Linked DNA regions of Homo sapiens: region 1 is linked to region 2. The links are chromatin contacts, found by Hi-C or POLR2A ChIA-PET in ENCODE. All regions are on one chromosome and are shown on one strand. The core of a region is the stretch at or near the end of the contact, and the rest is flanking DNA. Distances in the headings are between cores, read along the strand shown. Region 1 overlaps INTS3 (integrator complex subunit 3). Region 2 has its middle 8.4 kb from the start of MIR8083.

Evidence for each region. A loop is a pair of places that touch in the nucleus more often than their neighbours do. ChIA-PET counts read pairs that join two places held with the same protein, here RNA polymerase II (POLR2A). Pooled maps may share reads with other maps.
Region 1: a map of ascending aorta shows a loop between it and region 2 (6-fold over the local background). The contact joins two enhancer-like sites. A Hi-C loop is called at or near these places in 35 of 168 maps with a recorded cell type or tissue (G401, K562, Ramos and 25 more) and 10 of 50 pooled maps. POLR2A ChIA-PET finds 5 or more read pairs at or near these places in 18 of 52 experiments (A673, CD4-positive, alpha-beta T cell, GM12878 and 13 more).

The regions. Positions count from the first base shown.
Region 1 is chr1:153,745,785-153,750,825 of GRCh38, reverse strand. It overlaps INTS3 (integrator complex subunit 3), which reads right to left. Exons shown (of 30, transcript NM_023015.5): 4 at 3,756-3,869; 5 at 3,463-3,547; 6 at 2,071-2,137. Among named protein-coding and RNA genes, the nearest start is that of INTS3, 20 kb to the right of the region's middle. RefSeq lists an enhancer at 4,572-5,041. Within about 2 kb of position 1,250, at least 13 of the 41 ENCODE cell types and tissues checked have a DNase peak (open chromatin) inside an H3K27ac peak, as active enhancers do; they include ascending aorta, heart right ventricle, testis and 1 more, where a contact is called at or near this core.
Region 2 is chr1:153,695,630-153,700,836 of GRCh38, reverse strand. It overlaps the pseudogene GEMIN2P1. Among named protein-coding and RNA genes, the nearest start is that of MIR8083, 8.4 kb to the right of the region's middle. Within about 2 kb of position 3,437, at least 22 of the 41 ENCODE cell types and tissues checked have a DNase peak (open chromatin) inside an H3K27ac peak, as active enhancers do; they include ascending aorta, heart right ventricle, testis and 1 more, where a contact is called at or near this core.

The DNA.
Region 1 (5,041 bases), core at 1-2,500, 52 kb before region 2:
ACTTAGCTTCCAAGAAAATAACTCTCTTTGTTGACTCATTCATTCAAACATTTACTGAGTGCCTATCATGTGCCAAGCAACATGTGAGGTACTAGGGACAGAATTAACCACAGTATCTACCCAGGTCAGACTATGGGGAAAAGCTGGGTAAGTGTCCCTAAGTCAGTGGTTCTTAAGTGTGGTGCAAGAACATGTGGGGACTGCCAAGACCCTTTCAGGACCTGGAGTTTTGAGAACATACTGTGCTAGCTCAGTCTGCTTATCATTAGCAGCTCACCATGCCACAAACCTTTCCCTGGCTCTATCTAGTCACTGATACACAACGAGTCCCCACTCCCACACAATGAGTCACCTGTCCTAAATCACAACCTGAAAAAAAGAACCCGATTTTGGGTGGCAAACTCCTTTTCCCATGAGTTTCAGAATATCCCTGAGGGAAAAGGGGGTAATGAAAGATTTGTTCCCAGTTGCTTTAAAAGGAGTAGAGAGAAAGACACAGTGGGGATATTCCTAAAACTCTAATCCTGTCTCTAAGTGACAAAATTGAGACGCTGTCTCCTCCCAGCAAACAATTTGTAATGGCTTTGGCCCCCCTGTTGGAAGGCAGGGAACTGCAGGAAGATGAGATGGTGTTTAATTAGTCCAAGCAGGCCACATCCTGATTCCGGAAAACTACTCAAGCCACCTAATTAAAAGACTCTGTGGCCTTTTCTTTTCACAGAATGGATACACTAGCCAAGGTTACTGGGGAACGTTTCCTCCCCTACCTGCTACCTTTTAACTCCACAGCCCTAGAAACATTTGGAAGGGAGTGAGAAGGAGGGTGTAGGAGAGGACACAGTTTTAAATTTCTAGGTATTGACTTTCACCAAAAGATGTAAGTTTTTTGGAGGGTAGAAAACAGGGCAGTTATCTGGCTGTTATCTGATGCCTGTACAGGAAATTCAGCTTTAAGGTATGGGGACAGGACGTATTTGGTACCACGAATAAAATAAGAAAAATCACTTTTTAGAAAGATTGCTAGCAAAGGTAACGAAATTACCTGAATCCTGGAATGGCATAATAAAGAGAAAGAAAGAGTTGAAAGGCCCCCTGACCCAGGACAGTAAAAAGGAACAAAGACCTATCTGGTAAGAAGAGACTGTTAGGATCTCACGTGCTAGTGCAATGACACCAATAACAGAAGTGGCTCCAGGCCCAGATGTGGCTGCACATCCGTGCCCAGAGCACTAGGTGGCACTGCACAGCAGACAGGGCAGGGCTCTCAGACCTGGGCAGAGCACAGCACACAGCCATCTCTTTCACAAGTGTGAACGTTGGGAGGAGGTCCATTCTTCTGAACTACAGATAGTATGGACACTATTAGCCCTCTCAATCATTTGACTACTATGGTGTCCTCAATCAGAAAAGAGACTTAGAAGTCAAGCAAGAGGAAGACTGAAACCAAGGGGAAAGCCTCACCTCCAAACAAGTTCAGATGTGGAATAGCCCTCATAAAATTTCTGGCCCTTTATTTTGATGGATAAGGGAAAGAATCAGCCAGAAAGCCCAATATGTACCCCCTGATGCACCCTCTACCACTGGAACCTCCAAACCCTATATGCAAACTCCAGCAGGATTCACTAATCTCTATTACCTGCTCCACCCCAACTGCCCCCTGTGCCACTTCAAAAAGAGCAGGGGTTGGATGGAGAAGCTTGCAGGGGAGAAAAGGATACCTGCCAGGCGTGGGTGTTTGGCTGGCCCAATTCTACTGAGCTCATTCCTCCCCAACTTCCCCCTAAGATAAACATTCCAAGGAGGTCTGGATCAAAAATAAACCCTTATCAGATGAAGCCAGTTTTTCTGGGCTATGCGATATTTTGGCAAAGACCTCTTTCCCATTCCTTCATTCCTTGGGCATTAATTTCTTCACTTGCCAACAATACACTTGTCTCTCCCTCTCCTTGCCTCCCCCTCTCTAACTTAAGGTGTTCTTGGGCCACACAATCCTTTCATCCCCATTTCCCACACCCACACTCCTAATGGCCATTATCTGGCCTGTACCCCACCCTTCGTGGTGGATGCTACCTTTGCTCTGTCAGGATATCCAGAACACTTTCTGCCAACCAGATATTTTTGGCTGTAACATCTCCACCTGATTTCAAAAGGGGAAAAAAAGAATAGCTCCGATTAGCAAGTCAGCCAATCCAATACATCTCTTCACCCATTCTGCTGGTCCACCCTGACTGCCATCCCATTACTGCCATCCCTTCACTGCTGAGATAAACTGCCTTCTGTTCTGTCAGGCTTTAAAGTTTCACCCTTTGCCTCCAGAAAGAAGGAAAGGGAAGGTTCTGAATTTTTCTAGAAACCAGAGCTGCTACTTTCCCACAGATTGTGAGTTGGAGTGGGAACATTTTGGCCCTTGAAAATGAACGTCTGAGAAGTAGATATAAGAAGCCCACAGTTGGAAAGAAAGGATGATATCTCAGATAGAGCCTGAGAAGTACAGGTGGCTGACAACAGCTGCAGTCTAGCAACTGGATGTCCTGAGTCCTGCACTGAGGCCCCCAACAGGCCAAGAGTTTCTTATTTCCAGGTAACAGTCTTTAGTGCTTGCTATGAAACTCTGTGGGGCAGAATTAACACACAGCAATGCCATACCAGTCTTGGGATAAGAAGCAGGGGCTGGAAGTGCCAAACAGGGAAGAAGTGCCAGGAAAGAGGATAAAAATAGCTACAACTATGCCTTGCCCCAGGTCTCAATTAAAAAATTCAATGTTCACAAAGTCACATATCACATAGATTAAGGTTCATACACATCAAAACAGGAGCATCAGTGTTACATAAAATTTTAAAGAGGAAGCAAGTCCCAGTGGGCTAATGGTGAGGTAGTAGCAGGTCACTTTTAAACAAACACATGCAATCTTGGGAGTAGCCGCTTGAATATGCGATAGCTCAGACAGATGTCACCGATGCCAAGATGAGAATAAAACCTAAATGTCAGGGTCTGTTCTGTGACATAGTTTGTCCCTCATTCTGGCCCCAGTAAAGGGCTTAATTATTAGGGAGCAAGCGTTCAGATAATGGGGGTGGAGCCAGGGAAGATGTCTAGGTTTCTGAAAGCACAGGGACTTGAGAACAAATTAATTGCCCTCACTTCTCTCCCCATTTCTTCCTGCTCTGAAATGCTATAAAATCTCAGAGTGAAGACTGGCTAAAATAGGCCAAATATTCTGTCAAGCCCTGGGTTTAGCAGGAAAGAAAATGAGGCAAGACTTACTGCTTTAAAAGGCCCCCCATGATTTTTCAATCAATTTATTTCTACAACATATGTGGCCAGAAGATGTCTGTATCAGAAGGAAACAGTCTAAGCAATCCAAGAATTCCATCCCTTTGGCACTTAATCATTCTCCATTGTCTCTATGTAGTCTCTGGGCTCTCCTCCTTTCTTCTTTATGCTCCTGCCATCAAACTCACCTGCAATCTGCTTCATAAACGTCATACAAACACCATCGGCTCCCAGAACCCCACTCTTCACCAGTTCCCGTACCAACCACACCAACTAAAGGAAAGAGGGAAAAACAGATGAAGAGCAGGAACTGTGAGTTTGAGAAGGGAGCTAATTCAATTACAACTGAAAGGAGCACATTACAATTTAGACACACAATGATAGGGGTGTGTTAGCCCTGATTCCTCTTTCCCGTTCCTGACAGAGAGAAGATCCATCCTCTCTCTTTGAGCTGGATCTTGTCTTTTCTTTCTGGCCTTACCTGAGTACGGCAGGTATCCTGCAGCTTCAGGTACTTCTCCATAAGTATCTGGTTGATTTTATTCAGGACAATATTCATGCCATCACGACTCACCAGAGCTAAGTCCCGGTAACACTGTGAGAAGTAAAGTTTGTGATCAGCCAGCAAGCTGAGGATAAGGTCCTCACCCCACCCACAGTGGACCCCTTGCCCTCTAATCCCTTAAACTTAAATAACACCAATAAGACACCGAGTAGCAATGAAATACTTTTCATTCTGGACACTTTCTTTCCACAGGGGTCCTGCATTCCCAACCTATCCCTTGTTCTGTCACACAGAGTGGGGAAAAGGTACTGGTTATCCTTTAATGAGGCAGAAAAGCCTGCTGGGCAGCCAGGTGCAGTGGCTCACGCCTGTAATCCCAGCACTTTGGGAGGCCAAGGCGGGTGGATCACGAGGTCAGGAGATCGAGACCATCCTGGCTAACACGGTGAAACCCCGTCTCTACTAAAAATACAAAAAAATTAGCCGGGCACGGTGGCGGGCACCTGTAGTCCCTGCTGCTCGGGAGGCTGAGGCAGGAGAATGGTGTGAGCCCGGGAGGCGGAGTTTGCAGTGAGCGGAGATCGCGCCACTGCACTCTAGCCTGGGTCTAGCCTGGGCGACGGAGCGAAACTCTGTCTCGGGGGCAGGGGAGAGAAAAGCCTGCTGGGCAAGGCTCCTAGTACTATCCCTGTCCCCCCCACTTCCCATCTTAGGAAGTGTCATACTGTTTGATGCCACAGGCTGAGCAAAACCAGGTGGAGGCCATCTGCTTTTCACCTGCCAGTCAGTAAAAGGTCACTGCAAAATGGGTTTGGTTGAACAAGCCAAAAAGGATCCCAAAGAGGTTTTTAGACCAGTACTGACCCAGTCAGATACAGCAAAGGGAGTAGTAAGGGAAGAAGATCCAGGGCAGGGCCCTAGACAGTTAAGGACAGAACCAAAACTGATATTTTTTTGAATTTTTAGTTTTTTTATACTTGGGGTCTTACTTTGTTGCCTGGGCTGGAGTGCAGTGGCATGATCATAGCTCATTGCAGCTTCGAACTTCTGCGTAGCTGGTACTACAGGCATGCACCACCACGCCCAGATAATTTTTAAAACAGTTTTTTCTAGAGACAAGGTCTCACTATGTTCCCTAGGCTGAAACTCTTGGCCTCAAGTGATTCTCCCACCTCGGCCTCCTCAGTAGCTGGAATTACAGGCATGAGCAACCATACCCAGCTGAACTAAATATCTTTATTCTTTTCTCTGTGATGCCCTTT
Region 2 (5,207 bases), core at 2,188-4,687:
AATACAAAGATTTTTAGATCTTACTAGTATCTCTCATTAAGGAGTTCAATCAGGTGCTGCATTTCACTTCCCACTATTCTTCAGATGTAAGCAACTCCTTAAATCTAGCATTATGGGCCAGGTGCGTTGGCTCACACCTGTAATCCCAGTACTTTGGGAGGCCAAGGCAAGAAGATCACTTGAGGCCAGGAGTTTGAGTCCACCCTTGGCATCATAGTGAAACTTTGTCCCTACTAAAAATTTTTAAAAATTAGCTGGGGGCCAGGCATGGTGGCTCATGCCTGTAATTCTAGCACTTTGGGAGGCCAAGGCAGGTGGATCACCTGAGGTCAGACCAGCCTAGCCAACATGGCAAAACCCCATCTCTACTAAAAATATAAAAATTAGGCCAGGCATGGCAGCTCACGCCTGTAATCCCAGCACTCTGGGAGGCTGAGGTGGGCAGATCACGAGGTCAGGAGCTCGAGACCAGCCTGACCAACATGGTGAATCCCTGTCTCTACTAAAAATACAAAAATTAGCCAGTCATGGTATCACACACCTGTAATCCCAGCTACTCAGGAGGCTGAGACAGGAGAATCGCTTGAACCCGGGAGGCAGAGGTTGCAGTGAGCAGAGGTAACGCCACTGCACTCCAGCCTGGGCGACAGAGCGAGACTCCATCTCAATAATAATAATAATAATAATAAACTAATTAATTAAAAATACAAAAAGTAGCCAGGCTTGGTGGCAGGCACCTGTAATCCCAGCGAGGCTGAGGCAGGAGAATCACTTGAACTTGGAAGGTGGAGGCTGCAGTGAGCTGAGATAATGCCATTGCACTCCAGCGTGGGCGACGGAGTGAGACTTCATCTCCAAAACAGAAAAAAAAGAATTAGCTGGTGGGGGTGGTGTGCTCCTGTAGGCCTAGCTGCTCGGGAGGCTGAGGTAGGTGGATCACTTCACCCCAGGAGTTCCAGGTTGCAGTGAGCTATAATTGCTCCACTGCACTCTTGCTCAGCCTAGGAGACAAAGTGAAACTCTGTCTCAATTAAAAAAAAAAAATCTAGCGTTATGATTTGTATACTGTTGACTCTTAATCATACCAACAAACACTTACCTAATTGTTATTACCTGCCAGTGTTCTGAGCATGTAACAGGAATTATTAAGTCATGTAATTCTCAAAACAAACCTATGAAGTAGGTTTTAAGATCATTCCTGAGTTACAGAATAGAAAACTCAGGGCAGAGAGAAGCTGAGTAGTTTGCATAAGGTTACATTGATTATGAGTGACAGAGCTGGGATCTAAATCCAGGCAGGCTATCTCCAGAGTCCAGCCTCTTACCCAACTTTGCACTGCCTCTCATTTGATAGAGGAGTGTAATTGTGCCAGTTTTGAACACTGAGATCTGCATGGTATTTTGGCCTAGTTTTTCCCTGCCTGAAGTTTAGTGGGCTGACCTGATCATTGGACATGCAATAGCCAAGGCATACCATATGTAGTCCACATTTGGAAGCCAAAGACAGATAGTCATACTGGGATGATTGCATCAAGTTCAGACAGGGTGCCACTGTCATGAGCAGATATGCCTGATTATGGAATCTTCCCTTTGGAAAGGTTCTTAAAGGGCAACCAGCCTATCCTCTGACTCACTGGTGCCAGTGTATGTGGTATGGAAGTGGATGGCTGGGGTCTTTTCCTATCTGGACTCTCTCACTGCTTCTCTAACCATGGTTTGAGGTACAGTCAAGCAGGTTTTTGCCACCACCTCCCCTGTTCCTGGTAGAATGCAGTCTGGGAGCAGGCATGGGACGTGGTCTCATCTTCCTCCAGAGCGTCCTCTCCTGTCTTTGTGCAACACCAAATTCATCCGCATCCCGACCCTTCATCTTGGTGGTAAACACCTCGCCTGGAATCTTACTTGCGTTCCAACCCAAAGAGATTAAATCTTCCTGGACCGCATTCTTTTTTTTTTTTTAAATGGTTAATTTATTTATTTTTATAGCTCCTGCAATTTAATTAAAAAATTGACTTTCAGTCTGCAAAACTGGGCTCTGCTTAATTAGATTCCACGGATCTGTCCTGAAAGGTATAAATCTTTTTTAAAAATAATTATTACTAAATATACTGCTGTGATAAATGACTCAAACCCTTTGACGTAGAGAAAAGAGCGGGTGAGGGAGGAGGTTATTTGTCTGTTTCTGTCAGCTCCATTTTTGTTCCAGGCCGTGGCCTTGTTCGGGGCTGGCTGGGCGGGGGTTCCCTCTGCACAGCCTCCAGCTGGCCCTTCCACCCGCCTGCTGAGCTGCCTTCTCAGCCCGCCCCACTCTTCCAGGGGCGTTACGTGGGCTGATGAGATAATGTATGTGAAAGCCTTTGTCAACTGCAAGGCACAATCGAATGCCAATTATTATTGTTATTCTTACCATACTCTGGGGAAACCCTGTGGCCCTCACCCCTCCCAAACGTACTAGGCGGGACAGCCCGGGAAACTGAGAGGCTAGACTGCCCCTCCCATGTGGGCGGAGGTTCCTGGCACAAGACGGTCTCCCCGGCCTGTGGGGAGGGCTTTATTGCTACCCTCCTGGTGCCCCCTTAGGAATGGCTTTCCCAGTTCTTCCTGGCTTCAGGGGCCTTCCTCCGGAAGGAAATCTCCTTAGTTCCAGTGAAAGTTCTCGGGCCGCTGAAATCATCGACTCCTTAGGCCCCTCCTCACCTCCGCCGCACAGCCCCTTCCCCTCCCGGTGCCCGCAGTGGAGCCAGGCTGCCTCGGAAGGATCTGACCGGCAATTTCCTAGAATTGTGCTTCTGGAGCTCCTCAGTCGTCCACTCCCTGCCCCTCTTCCCCACCTCATTTAAGGCTCCTCTCCCCAGAGCCCAAGTCCCCGTAGCTGTCCCAGCTCCACCCTGATCTAACTTCCTAGGCCTCACAGCTCTCTTTATCATAGCCAGTCTCTTCAGGGGCTGTCTGCTCCCCTTGTGGGGAGGAACTGGGGCATGGGAGGCTACAGGGCCACCGGGGCCCATCAGGAAGTTCAGTAGCTGTGGTTGACAGGACAACCACTCTTGGTTAGGCCTTCCCAGTGCTGTTCATCCCCGGCTTGGCTGGTGAGAGGACTGGACCATGTCTGCTCCCTCTCCCGATAAATTGAGCCTGACTGGTGCCAAAAAGGGTGGGCGGGAAGCACAAAACAAGAGTCACTGGACAGGAGGGGAGCAATTTATCCTTTCTTTATCCCAAACTGCCAGCCGTGTACCAGGGAGCAGTGCCACGCCAGACCTCCAAGCTCCCAGTGGCCACCCTACGTCCAGGTCCCACAGGGTGGACTCCAGGAAGAGGCCTGGGAGGTCAGGGGAGAGGCCTGCCTGCACTTGATGGATGGTCCTGAAGAAATGTCTGGCACTTTCCTCCCCCATGAGGGCGGTGGAGCTGCAGCCACCTCTCCCCCGCATTCCTGCCTGCCTGCCTGCCTGGGAAGGAGGGGTGAGGGGTGGGTCCAGCAGGGAAACCAGGGCTCCTGGCCCAGCTGAGAGGCATTTTGCAAACTATGACTCAACATTTGTCTACACTGACATGGGGAATGGAGGAGCACGTGGACAATCCCCAAATTTCACCTGGGTTGAAAGGCATCCATATGTTCCCACCCGACCCCCACTTCCTCCCCAGCTCCCAGGCCTCTCCATTCAGTCCATACTAATTATCTGATTCCTACTGTATGCCAGCCATTGAGTAACATAACAGTTCTCAAGGTGTGGTCCGCAAATCCTGGGAGTCCCAAATATTTTTTCAGGGCATAGATGAGGTCAAACGATTTTCATAATAATTCTAATACGTTATTTGCCTTTTTGACAGAGTTGACACATTGCATCGAAGTGCAAAAGCAATGGGGGTAAAACTGCTGTGGCTTTACATAAATCAAGGCAGTGGCACCCAATTAGTATTGCATGCATTCTTCACCACTGCACACTGAAAAGGCTGGTTTCACATAAGAATGTTCTTGATAAAGCAGTCAACAATTATTAACATGTAATAGGCTTATTATTGTTATCTTACATGAGTTAATAAATAAGGATTTGTCGGGCCGGGCACGGTGGCTCACGCCTATAATCCCAGCACTTTGGGAGGCCGAGGCGGGTGGATCATGAGGTCAGGAGATCGAGACCATCCTGGCTAACAAGGTGAAACCCCGTCTCTACTAAAAATACAAAAAATTAGCCGGGCGCGGTGGCGGGCGCCTGTAGTCCCAGCTACTCAGGAGGCTGAGGCAGGAGAATGGCGTGAACCCGGGAAGCGGAGCTTGCAGTGAGCCGAGATTGCGCCACTGCAGTCCGCAGTCCGGCCTGGGCGACAGAGCGAGACTCCGTCTCAAAAAAAAAAAAAAAAAAAAAAAATAAATAAATAAATAAATAAATAAGGATTTGTGGCTGGGCGCGGTGGCTCACGCCTGTAATCCCAGCACTTTGGGAGGCTGAGATGGGCGGATCACGAGATCAGGAGATCGAGACCATCCTAGCTAACATGGTGAAACCCCGTCTCAACTAAAAATACAAAAAAATTAGCCGGGCACGGTGGCGGGCGCCTGTAGTCCCAGCTACTCGGGAGGCTGAGGCAGGAGAATGGGGTGAACCCAGGAGGTGGAGCTTGCAGTGAGCGGAGATCGCGCCACTGCTCTCCAGCCTGGGTGACAGAGCAAGACTCTGACTCAAAAAAAAAAAAATTAAAAAATAAATAAATAAGGATTTGTTTTAATATCTACTATGGTAAATATCAATAGATATCCACATAAACAAAAGCTCTTTAGGTCCCTAATACTTTTTTGTGTGTGTGATTGAGTTTCGCTCTTGTTGCCCAGACTGGAGTGCAATGGCACAATCTCGGCTCACTGCAACTTCTGCCTCTCGGGTTCAAGCAATTCTCCTGCCTCAGCCTCCTGGGTAGCTGGGATTATAGGCACCCACCACCACGCCCAGCTAATTATTGTACCTTTTTTTTTTTTTTTGAGATGGAGTTTCACTCTTGTTGCCCAGGCTGGAGTGCAATGGCGCGATCTCGGCTCACCGCAACCTCTGCCTCCCAGGTTCAAGTGATTCTCCTGCCTCAGCCTCCCTAGTAGCTAGGATTACAGGCATGTACCACCACACCTGGCTAATTTTGTATTTTTAGTAGAGATGGGGTTTCTCCATGTTGGTCAGGCTGGTCTCGAACTTCTGACCTCAGGTGATCCA